2 separate regions of the Homo sapiens genome follow, and region 2 is linked to region 1. A link is a contact called in ENCODE Hi-C or POLR2A ChIA-PET data. All regions are on one chromosome and are shown on one strand. The core of a region is the stretch at or near the end of the contact, and the rest is flanking DNA. Distances in the headings are between cores, read along the strand shown. Region 1 overlaps ADAMTSL3 (ADAMTS like 3). Region 2 overlaps ADAMTSL3 (ADAMTS like 3).

What was found. A loop is a pair of places that touch in the nucleus more often than their neighbours do. ChIA-PET counts read pairs that join two places held with the same protein, here RNA polymerase II (POLR2A). Pooled maps may share reads with other maps.
Region 2: a map of left cardiac atrium shows a loop between it and region 1 (4-fold over the local background). The contact joins two enhancer-like sites. A Hi-C loop is called at or near these places in 4 of 168 maps with a recorded cell type or tissue (IMR-90, PC-9, left cardiac atrium and 1 more) and 3 of 50 pooled maps. POLR2A ChIA-PET finds 5 or more read pairs at or near these places in 1 of 52 experiments (WTC11).

The regions. Positions count from the first base shown.
Region 1 is chr15:83,692,904-83,698,801 of GRCh38, forward strand. The region is part of intron 2 of ADAMTSL3 (ADAMTS like 3); the gene reads left to right. Among named protein-coding and RNA genes, the nearest start is that of ADAMTSL3, 42 kb to the left of the region's middle. RefSeq lists enhancers at 1-453, 454-954. Within about 2 kb of position 2,553, at least 4 of the 41 ENCODE cell types and tissues checked have a DNase peak (open chromatin) inside an H3K27ac peak, as active enhancers do.
Region 2 is chr15:83,742,746-83,748,881 of GRCh38, forward strand. The region is part of intron 3 of ADAMTSL3 (ADAMTS like 3); the gene reads left to right. Among named protein-coding and RNA genes, the nearest start is that of ADAMTSL3, 92 kb to the left of the region's middle. RefSeq lists an enhancer at 2,152-2,321. Within about 2 kb of position 4,451, at least 8 of the 41 ENCODE cell types and tissues checked have a DNase peak (open chromatin) inside an H3K27ac peak, as active enhancers do.

The sequences.
Region 1 (5,898 bases), core at 1,303-3,802:
TGATTTCAGCCACACAGACGAGCTGTTTCCTGAAAGAAATAAAGCTGTAGGGGTGAGAAAGACCTTGAATAAACATGAATGTGTCCCCGACGTGTTTCTGGACTTTGTCAGGTTGGGAGGTGTCTCATTGCCAAATTGGGAAGAGCTGGTAATGCTTTTTTTTTCTTTCTTTCTTCTTTTTTATTTTTTTTGCTACTGAATTAACACAAATGCATGCGTGAGAATATACACAGATTTGTCTGATACTCAGTAATGGTCTCTGAGGTTGGCAACAAGAACGTCATGTCTGCATAATTAATCAGTTGTTGACATGGATGTTTTCTGCATATGTCGGTTGCACTGGTGTTATAAGGTGTGAGCATTGTTGGGCTATGTCTCACTGGGCAGAAGCATGGCCAGGAGAACAGCCAGGGACAGCAGGATGGCAGAGGCCCCCACTGGTCCAGGAGGCAGGAGGTGCTTGGGGAGCAGCCATGCTCGGGCCTGGCCAGGCTGGAGCTGGAGGGCTGTGGAGGCAGAGTACTTGGACCAAGGAGGAAAGGGTCACTCTACTGCCTTGGGTAGAGGCAGATGGACTCCAGCGTCCTGCAGGTCCCAGCCAGGTTCCTAGAGAGTATAGACCCTTTGAAATCTCCAAGGAAGATGGCAAGATCCAACTTGTCAGTTTAGATAATCAGAAAAAAAAAGTGATTCTTTAAGGAACCTAGACCTACTCTGGTCTGCCCTGAACACTCTATTTAAAGCTGCAATTTATACCCCATCTCCCAGCACTTTGGATTTCCTTTTCCCATATGACATAGTATACAATTTACTTCTCTATTATGTTTATTTCTGCTTCCCCAAGTTAGAATATGAGCTCCTTGGGAAAAGTGATTCTTGTCTGTTTTGTTGACTGTTGAACTCTCAGTAGCAAAAATAGTACTTGGCACATAGTAGGTGCTTAATAAACATATGCTGAGTGATTGAATGGGTCCTGTGAACCCCAAGAATTAACCTAACACTCCATTCTTTTGAGATTCTCCCCCCGCAACCATTTGGGTAAAATAAAATATTTATTTGTACTTAATTTAAAAGACAAAGATGCCTTTTCTCTGCCAGAGAGATAATGATGAGTGTTAGTGGTGAAGAGGCTGTGGGAAAATACATGCTTCACTGGAGGATCAAAGTGCAGATTCCACTGCCTAGATGGGGCCCTGAGAGCATGTTCTTCTTCAACACGGAATTCCTGTCAGGGCGTGGAAGCGATTTTTGGGAAAGACCAAGATCCACCAGAAAACACCTCCCTTCTGCACCGCACTTTTTCTGGTAGCTCTCACAAACAGCACTTACTCTCACCAACAGTGACTCATGCCCCTCGGATAACAAATAACCAGCATTCTCTCTCTCCTGGGTGCTTTGGTGGGAACGGAACGGTGTCACCCCTCACCGAGTGGCTAGACCAGGAGGAGGGGGAGGCTGGCGGAGAGTGAGGTAGGGAGTTTACAATTTATCAAGATTTGAGACAAACACCTCGTTTTTTTCTCTAGCAATGGAGCCCTGTTCATAGAATACTATTTTCAGTTTTTTTCCTGGGGAACTTTAAAGTAGACTTATTTCCATGTGACATTTTGCTAATTGAGGCTGTTTCCAATAGGTCAGCTTACTTCAAGGTCTTGAAAAATGGACTCTTAAGTAAAATTTTTGGGGGGCGGGCTCTAGGGAAAGAGGATCTGCATTGTGTATATTGGCAGGGCAAGGCTTTCTTTCCGCTCCCCATTCGGAGGAATAGTTGAGTTTTTAAATAACCCCTTGTGAAATGCCAGCATGCTACTCAGCCAGAGCCTTTGGGCCTTCTGTGGTGCAGAGAATATTCAGACAGCAGGCATGCAGGCTCTGCGGGGAGAGGGTCAACCTGGGCTGGCTTTCCTACAAAAGATGTTAGTTACTGAAGGTCTTCCATGTATAAAGCCCAGTGCTGAGCACTAAAGAACGTTCAGATATGTAGAGAAGTCATACAACTCCATGTTTAGGTTTTCTCCTTTTGGGGAACTGAAAGGTGAAATGTGTTCTAGCAAGATCTTTTCACTGATTAATCTGGGCCCTGCTTGCCAATGCTAACTAGGGATGTGGGAGTCAGTGTGTGTGCTATGTGGTGTATATGTATTTGGAGTATTTGTGGCGTGTGCATGTATGTAGTGTGTGGGGTGTGTGTGTGGTATGTGTGCATGTGTGGTGTGTGTGTGTGGGGGTATATTTGTGGTGTAGGTATGTGTGTGTGTATGTATGTAGCATGTGATGTGCATGATATGTGCATGATACGTTTGTGGTGTGTGTGTGTGTGTGTAATGTGTGTGTGTGTGTGTGTGTGTGTGTGTGTGTGGTGGTGGGGTCTTTGAGAAGGGGAGGGAAGGAGAGAGAGGGAGAGAGAAAATTCCAGAGAAAATGCATGTTTTGTGGCAGAAGGAGGAGTGGTGCTATGAAAATTCCAGTTTGCTAAAGAGATTCTTCCTGTGATAGATTTAAACTCCGGGAAGGAGCCTGTCCATGTAAACAGCTCATTCTGAGTAAGGGAAGCACTCGCAAGGCCCTGCCCACCTCACTGACCTAGGAGGGGAGGAGAAGGGCCCGGGGCTCATATTTCTTTTGAAAATGTGACCCAGAGTGAAGCTGAAGTTCAAAACTACATGGTATTTTGGCTGAGGTGTATCCAGACTTTATTCAAATGTTAGGTCTTTTAAATGAACAATATTAGAAGAACATATAATTAATTGATGGTAAATAGAGAAAAAGAATCTTAAATCCCTGGAAATAATTTTTTTTATCTTGGAAAAAAATGTGAAAAGTCCTTTTCTTTTAAACCCTCCCTTCCAATCCTGCCAAAGTAAATGTATTTTATATTTCATCAGGAAGGTTTTGGACACTTAAGACTGAAAAGTCTCATAATGACCGCATTCTACTTGAAAAACCAAAATGATCTGGAAGGTTTATTTTTTAACTTTTGTTTCAGGTTCAAGGAACCAAATGTACATCATGGTTTTTTTTTGAAGAAAAATGTGTTGGGTGCACTGAGTTTAAGTACTGCTGGTTAACTTGACTTTCCCTCATGGGCCTTGGAAGCTACAAACTGTAAAGTCCCATGTGCCATCCAGGCCAGGGGGAATAGCCCCTGAGGCCCCAGAGGAATACAGAGAATGTATCCCTTGCAGACTGTGGCTGGCGTTGAGCCTGGGGATTCTGCCTGATTTGCCTGGAAGATACGCTTCCTGACTCATGGAATATTGACATTTAAAGGGACCTTTCACTTGTAGGAGTGATCCTAACTTCCCATTCAAATACTAAAGTCTTCCTGGCCGATCTTGGTTTGTCACCCAGGCTGGAGTGTGGTGACATGATCACCGCTCACTGCAGTGCGGCCTTGACCTCCTGGACTCAAGTGATCCTCCTGCCTCGGCTTCCCTAAGTGCTGGGATTACAGGCATGAGTCACCACGCCCTGCTTTGGTTGCTGTTAATAGAGATAGGCCTACCTATGCATTAATATTCCTGACAGTGACCTTACATGGTGTCTGGCTAAGCGCTGGTGTCATGGGAAGAGTCCAGCAATAATGGCTCAGGGCTTTGCCTTCTTGGCATTTAGCCTTTGCCCAACCTGTTAAAATCTGTTGGAATCTCAGTTCTTCCATCTAGCATCTTACCTTCTTGTGTCGTCTGTCAGTGTAGATTTGAAGCGTCTGAGAGTGTATTCCTTGAATCCTTAGTGGCCAAGATGACGACATGTCAAATGAGGAACTATAATTGGGCAAATTTGCCATCAGCCTGGATAGGTAGAGGGCTCAGGCCTCAGCCCTATTCCTGTTCAGTGTTTGTAGCAGTGACAAGGAGGCAGATTGTGAGCATGCCCCACAAATTTGGGCTGACGTGAAGCAGGGGGAGAGTGCTGCATATCCTGATAAATGGAGTCCAGATCTAAAACAGTCTTGAGATGCCAAATCTAAAGAGAAAGTGAATGGCAGGAAAGCGTGCAGTTGGGTTCTCAATCCAGAGTGCAGTGACATGGCTTAGCAATGGCATGTGGGAGAAAGGCTAGGTCCCTTCACTGACCGAGGTTCTGTAGACGTTAGCGGTGTGATATTTGGCTGTGTTTGTGCTCTGGAGAGAGATGGGTGTGAGAGCTCACACCAGGTTAGGAGAAGTGTTCAGACTGGCTTGTTTAATTGCAATGGGAATCACATTGTGTTTGTTTTAACTGGTGACTGCTTAACTTTTGAGGCACACTGGATTCTGCTCTTGAATCTAGGAATACCCTCTTCTCCCCTGCTTCTCTCTCTTCCCATTACATCAATCTGAGAAATAGGAAAAAACAAAACACTAAAGTGCTTTTTCATACTGTCCATTTTCCACTCAACACAGCACTTGTGTGGAGGTATTTCTGCACACAGCAAGCTATTCACTGGACACCACTGGGTATCCTCTATTTCAATTCAATTCTGAGACTATCTACCTAGAGATAGTATCAGACCCCACAGGTTAAGGGCTCCATCCCACAAGACTGCCCTTCACACGCCAATCTCAAGCAGTAGGTTGAGTATAGGTTATCACTTATACTTCTGACAAACAGGCTATAAATTGAGCCTCTCCTTGGCTTTGACTAATTTGCCAGAGCAGCTTGGAGAGCTAAATGAAACACTTTACTTACATCTTCTAGCTTATAAAGGGATAGAATAAAGGATAAAGATGAATGCCCAGATGAAGAGATACGTAGGGTGAGGTCTGGAAGGAGGTCCCAAGTGCAGGAGTTGGGGTGTGCCACCTCCAGGCACACAGATATGTTCACCAACTCAGAAACTCCCTGAACCCAATCCTTCTGAGTTTTCATGGAGGCTTCATTACCCAGGCATGGTTGATGACCTCATTGGCCATTAGTATCAGCTCAACTTTCAGCACCTCTCCCTTCACCAGAGGTTGGGGGTGAGGACTGAAAGTTCCAACCCTCTAATCACTTGATTGGTTCCCCTGGCAACCAGCCCCCATCCTGAGGCTATCCAGGGGTCCACCAAGAGTAACCTCATTAGAACAAAAGATGCTTCTAGCACCCAGGAAATTCCAAGGAATTTAGGGGCTGAGTCAGATGCCCCTGTCACTCAGGAAATCACAAAGCCTTAGGAGCTCTGTGTCAGGAACTGCAGTCAAAGACCAAATAGTAGAACAAAAGATTCTCCTATGGCCCCTATTGCTCACAAAATTACAAGGATTTTAGGAGCTCTATGTCAAGAACCTTAGTCAGAGGCCACATATATATTTCTATTATATCATAATATCACAATCAAGCAGAACTTTCACCCAGCTTTCATAGTTATTCTTGACCCTTTACAATGTGTAGATCAAGGTCTAGAATGCTCAACTCTTGTCCTTGACTAGCCATCCCATATACACTTCCTCCTGCTCAAGTCAAATCCTTCAGCTGGATGGGGATGTGGAGACACAGCTGTATCCCCACGTCTCATATTCATAGTCCCTGGAGGTGCTGTCTGGATTCCTCCTGACCTTGTCCCTGGTGACTCAGCAGCTGTGGACAGTGGCTGGTGGAGATGATGCATTTTGGCAGCTTCTCTCCTAGGCCTGGCTCAGTGCCCTGGGAAGATCGCACACTTCCTGATCCAGGCTTGTTCCTCCTGCTTTCCCTCCAACTTTTGCTACTTAAGGGCCCTGACCCCTTTGGTCACCCCATCCTGTGAGGGCCACATGCCACTGAGTCTTCCTGACATTTAGGAAGTCAACTTCCATCTGGCTGGAAATGTCCAACGCATGTTTGGTATGATGCTTGCTTTCTGAAGCCGTGTGTGAACTCAGCCATTTCTCCTAAGGGAAGGCCCAATTTTTCTAAGAAAAACTGCACCATAACTACCCTTGTCAAAGTCAA
Region 2 (6,136 bases), core at 3,201-5,700, 52 kb after region 1:
AATTTTGACTGGCTGTGTTTATGGGAGAGTTCCTTTCCAATGATTTTGCCTAAAATGGGGTCACCTTCTTCGGTCTGTGTTTGTAGATCTGACTTCAGCTTGGAAAAGTTTCTCACTATTACAATTGGAAACACTGTCTATATATTATAATGAAAACTGTTCTTTGATCTCCACATCTGTTATTTTCTCTCTCATTGTTTTAATTTCATTATACTTTCCATCAGCATTTGCAGAGAAGCTTTAATATTTGCCTGTTTCTGTGTGATTCAGATTTTTGAATTTTCTGTTCTGTTATTGCTTATATCTAGTACTTACATTCCTGTGTTATTGTAACTGCGCTTACCTCCTAACTTTACTACACTAGCTCCCTCTTAGCAAGAGTCTGTGACCTCATCATCCCATTTTTATCCCTTCTATCATTCTGTCCATTTGCCTTGCATTTAAAAGAGCAAAATCAGGAACCTGTCTAACATTTACTTTTTCTGATTTGAATAAATGCTTTAAAAAGTGTGCTTTCCAGCACTTTGGGAGGCCGAGGCGGGTGGATCATGAGGTCAGGAGATCGAGACCATCCTGGCTAACAAGGTGAAACCCCGTCTCTACTAAAAATACAAAAAATTAGCCGGGCGCGGTGGCGGGCGCCTGTAGTCCCAGCTACTCGGGAGGCTGAGGCAGGAGAATGGCGTGAACCCGGGAAGCGGAGCTTGCAGTGAGCCGAGATTGCGCCACTGCAGTCCGCAGTCCGGCCTGGGAGACAGAGCGAGACTCCGTCTCAAAAAAAAAAAAAAAAAAAAAAAGTGTGCTTTCCCTTGCCTTTTGAGGAGTATACCATTTTGTTTTCCCTGCACAAAAGCATCAAGGTTTGTTACAAGTTTGACATTTTTGACTGTCTGATTTCTCTGTCAGCCGTGGCTGGGGAGGGGAGGCAAGTAGCCACAGGGTAGAAGAGTAACCAGAGTCTAACACTGTGCCCGAAGATATGAGAATAGACAGCAGTTGTATGAGGAGATTGGATGAAGATATTTAAAGGGCTGTATTTCAATCTAGTGTAATAATGGATGTTTATACCAATAATGGAGTCAACAAGAAAAGATTTCCTTAACTCATATATCTTTTTAATTTTTTTTTTTGATATGGCGTCTGTTGCCCAGGCGGAGTGCAGTGGTGTGATCTCGGTTCACTGCAAGCTCTGCCTCTCAGGTTCACACCATTCTCCTGCCTCAGCCTCCTGAGTAGCTGGGACTACAGGTGCGTGCCACCACTCCCGGCTAATTTTTTGTATTTTTAGTAGAGACGGGGTTTCACCGTGCTAGCCAGGCTGGTCTCGATCTCCTGACCTCGTGATCTGCCTGCCTCGGCCTCTCAAAGTGCTGGGATTATAGGCGTGAGCCACTGCGCCCGGCCATATCTTTTTTATTTTAAAAAAAGGCAAATTTTCTTCATGTGGGAAGTTCATTTATATAGCATACTTAATTCTAATAGTTCCAGAAAAAGCAGGGCTTTGCTATATAGAGGAAGATAAAACCACACACGTGACTTAATATTTGCCAAAGACACCAAAAAATATTTTTTTCTAATTTACATACTTCAGATTCCATGATTTTCTCATTCTCACTCTGTGTAAAGTAGAATTTTCTATCTCCATTAGCTAAAATGAGCAAGAATTGCCATATGGACACTCAAGTACATGTTGTCTCTGAGCATTAATTTTCTTTTAAAAAATTAATTAATTTTAATTGGCAAAAATTGTATATATTCATGATGTACAACATGATGTTTTGAAATATGCATACATTGTGGACTGGCAAAGCTAATTAACATGTATTACTTCACATACTTATCATTGTTTTTATGGTGGGAACACTTAAAATCTCTTATCAATTTTCAAGAATCCAATACATCATTATTAAGTATAGTCACCTGTGTTGTACCGTAGAGCTCTTGAATTTATTTTACCTATCTAACTTAAATTTTGTATCCTTTGGCCAAATCTCCCTACTACCCTCCCCACAAATGAGCATTAATTTTCAGTCAGTGGTTTGTCAGCAGGACTGTCGTGTTTGGGGTGTCTTACATATGCCTTCCTAGAGAAGCCATTTGTGTAATGTCAAAAGAGTGTGTTTGTTTATTATATCGATGGGGACAGGAAGCAGGGAAACTCTGGGCATAAGAGGGCGGGTCCCTGGCAAAGGCCCCACCCTCAAGCCTGGAACCCCAGCCCAAAGTGAGAACATGCATTCCTGTTTTCCTCCTCGAATGTTTGCCTTTTCCAAAACCACCCATGGCCTGCCCTGCCCCACATCCTGGACCCCTAAAAACCCCAGGCTCAGCTGGCAGAGAGCAGAGAAGAGGAGAAGCAACTGGACATCAGAGAGAAGCGGCTTGACTTCGGCTGGGCGGCTTGACAACGTTGCTTCAGAGAGGAGTCCACATGGGGAGTATCACCTTCCTGGTCCATCCCCTTTCCAGCTCCCTTTCCTGATGAGAGACACTTTCGTCGGCAATAAAATCCTCCACTCTTCAATTCATTCATGCAACCTGATTTTTCCTGGACGCTGGACAAGAGCTTGGGTGCCATTTGTGTGGATGCTAAAGGCTGTCATGCTGACCCTCTGTCCTCATTAGCGGAGAGCAACCACCTCACATGAAAAGGCAGAGAGCCCACTGAGTGGCATAACACTTAAGCTGGCAAAGCTAAAAGAGCACTGACTGTAACAGTCCTTCTGGGGCTTCAGGGGTCATAGGTACTTCCTCCTAGACACTGCTGTGGAGTCTGAATGGAGTTTTGCTCCTGCCAGCACCCAAAAGCACTTGCCCCGGCTCCTGCACCTGCTCACCTGTGTGCTTCCTTCCATGAGGGGTTGAGTGCAATAGGTTCCAGAGAGTGCAGTCCACCCCTGCCAGCACCCAAGCGACTGGCTAGTTCTAGCACCCATGCACTCCAGTTCCCAGTCGAGAAGGGGGTCAAGGAAACATTTTCTGTTTCAAGATGAAGCTATCTACATTAATTCAATGAAGTGAAAAGTACATAGAGTGACACTTGGTTTATCTGGTGCCATTGGGCAAAATGTGTTATGAATAAATGCAATCTCATAAGTGCCTGTTGTCATGGAAAGAGGCTGTCTTTGGAACCAGACAAAGCTGTGTCAGGTACATTATCAAATGACTTTCACATAATCTCTTCTTTAATTCCACAACAACCCTCTATCAGTTATTAGTGTTGTCAGCTGCAGGGAACATAATGCCATGCCAAAGGCTGTTCTAACAAATAGGCCTGGGACAGTGGCTCAGTGATGCTCTCAAAATCCAGGCTCCTTTCCCTCTGTTCTTTGTACTCAGTGGGTTGGCCGTTCCTCTTATGGTTGCAAAATGGCACTGCAGCTTCAAGCACCACATTGAATTCCAAGGAAGAAAGGAGAGAAGAGGTATAGAATTGCCTATGTCCCTTTGTCTTATTAATCAAGAATGTGATGTTTGCCCAGAAGCACCGACAGAAAATGACCAGTTTTCCCATCCTCCCTTGCAGTCTGAGTGGCCATGTGAACCAGTTCTGGTCAATGACACGTAACTGGTTCACATGGCCACTCAGAGTGCAAGGGAGGCTGGGAAAGTGTGAACACTATAGTCTTGTTGACTTATGATTCACCACCTGGGGTTCTGTTAGCAAAAAAGAAAGGAGGGTGTGGATATTGGGTGTTAACTATCAGTGTCTGTCACAAATCCTCTGTTTGCTTTACCCATGAAAATGTTCGTATTTAAATACATAACTGGATCAAAATCACCAGCTCTTGAATGACAGAGTTAATACATCAACTGCGGTCTATTGCTCATGTTCCTGTTTGCAGTTAACTGGGAACCTTTTGGGTAATGTGAATGATATTTACAATGATAGTTACATGATGAAGCTAGTCTCTTGTGAAAACAGTATACTTCGGGTTGGAAGTAGTTTCTGATTTTTTAAAAAGTGAAGTCAGCCAGGCATTGTGGCTCACACCTGTAATCCCAGTGCTTTAGGAGGCTGAAGTGAGAGGATTGCTTGAGCCCAGGAGTTGAGGCTGCAGTGAGCCATGATTGTACCACTGCACTCCAGCCTGAGTGACAAAGTGTGACCTTGCCTCTTAAAAAAAATGAAATTTTCTTACTTATTAAACTGATGGAATAAATACTTTTCAGTTTGTACTAATGTAAGGCAATAATGTAATATATGGCAATAATATAAGGCAAAGCTTTGCTATGGATTTTCTATGGGGAGTGCGAATAAAAGGATTAGAACTTAGAACTTTCATATACTTTACCTCTGTGTGGACATCGAGAAAAATGCCAAGACTAATAGAAGTGATGGGTTAGATGGGGTTTAAGAGAAGGCTGCCCAGATGATATGGTGTTAGGTGTCACTTGGAAGTTAGGTTAGATAAGGAAGTGTTGGGCTGCCCTCTTGCTGCAAGTGTCTGAAATCCTAGTTAGCTGAGAGCCAGTTCTGGCCATTTCTGAGGTTTGCTGCCTCCCTAATCCCACACTTGCATCCTGTTCCTGTTTTGCTTTCCTCTGCTGCTCGTCTTTCACTTTCTCTTTCCTCACTTGGGAAGAGTGTTGAAACAACATTTCATTATTTGGCACTGCAAGGCAGTAGTAGTGTCCCCACTTTGGTCAGTTTCTGCTCTGGCAGGAGAAATGGTTTCAGTAAGTTTTTCCATTTCCTATTTGTTAGACTTCCTCTCAGGTACCCATCCAGATCTGTCCACAAGTGTGAGAGAAGGCTTGGACGCTGTTCCTCTCACCATTTCAGAGCAGTAGTGGAAGTGACCCTGTGCCCTGGCTGAAGGACATTCTCCAAGGTCAGCTTTTAAGTGTTCCCCTGGAGGACGAGAGGATTTATCTTTCCTTTTCAGACCATGTTCACATGTCATGAAATTCAAAATTTGGCCCTAACTGTTCATCATAGGTCCTTGTTTACTTTTTGTCTACTTCGTAAGAATGGCTGTGGTGCAGTTTTGTTTTAATTAAGACAAACCGATGTCTCCCAAACATCCATTGCTCTCTGTGAGAAAGAAACAAAAGGAACAGTTTTGCTTGGCTGTTTAAGGATGGAGAAGCGGATCTTATTTCAGAACATGGGTCATCCTAGATGGACGAGGGCAGCTCAGGGTGGAGCAGCCATGAGATCTGGCAGGTCCAGACTCCCTGGCACCAGAATGGCAGCTCTCAGCAAGTGTCTGCTTGGCGTCTCCTGGAGTCTTGTTGGCATGGAAGAGAGACCTTGTACAACATTCCTCATATGTCATTCCCCTTAAAGAAAACATTTCTTCTCCTTTCTGTCTTCACCTCCAATCCCATGTTTGAGAATACAAATCAAACTTATTCTCGTTCATTCTAAAGGGAGTAGCACATCAAAAGTACACTGCTCCTTTCTTCAGTGCCTCTTACAAGGAGCCTGTGGGGATAGCAGCACTCTGCCCTTAGGGAACTATAGTCTAGCAGGGAAAGAAGAATGACATATTAGTTGAAGTGGATCGTCAGTTCAAGATTGGTTACATCTTCATTATCAAGATTGTCATCCTTCATTGATCACTCACTGTGTAGCAATGTCATGATGCTAGTTCTTAGGGATACAGAGTAGGCAGGCTGGGCATGGTGGCTCATGCCTGTAATCCCTATACTCTGGGAGGCCAAGGTGGGAGGATTCCTTGAGCTCAGGAGTTTGAGACTAGCCTGGGCAACATGGCGAAACCCTGTCTTTACAAAAAAATACACAAAAAGTAGCCAGGCATGGTGGTATGCACTTGTAGTCCCAGCCAGTTGGAGGCTGAAGTGGGAGAATCACTTTACTCTGGGTGGTCAGGGCTGCAATGAACTGAGATTGTGCCAATGCACAACAGCCTGGGTGACAGAGCAAGACCCTGTCTCAAAAAAAAAAAAAAAAAAAAAAATACCACACACACAAAGAAGCAAGGAAGGAAAGAAAAGAAAGAAGAAAGAAACACAGCATGCATTTGTGACTTCACATACCTAAGAAGGAATTATTGGTATGAGGTGGTTCATATTAATGTAAAATAAGTGAACTGATCTATATTTGCTACAGGACTTGTAAAGAGGAGTGGCCTGGGGAGTAGACCTTGAAAGACAGTGGGAGCCGGTA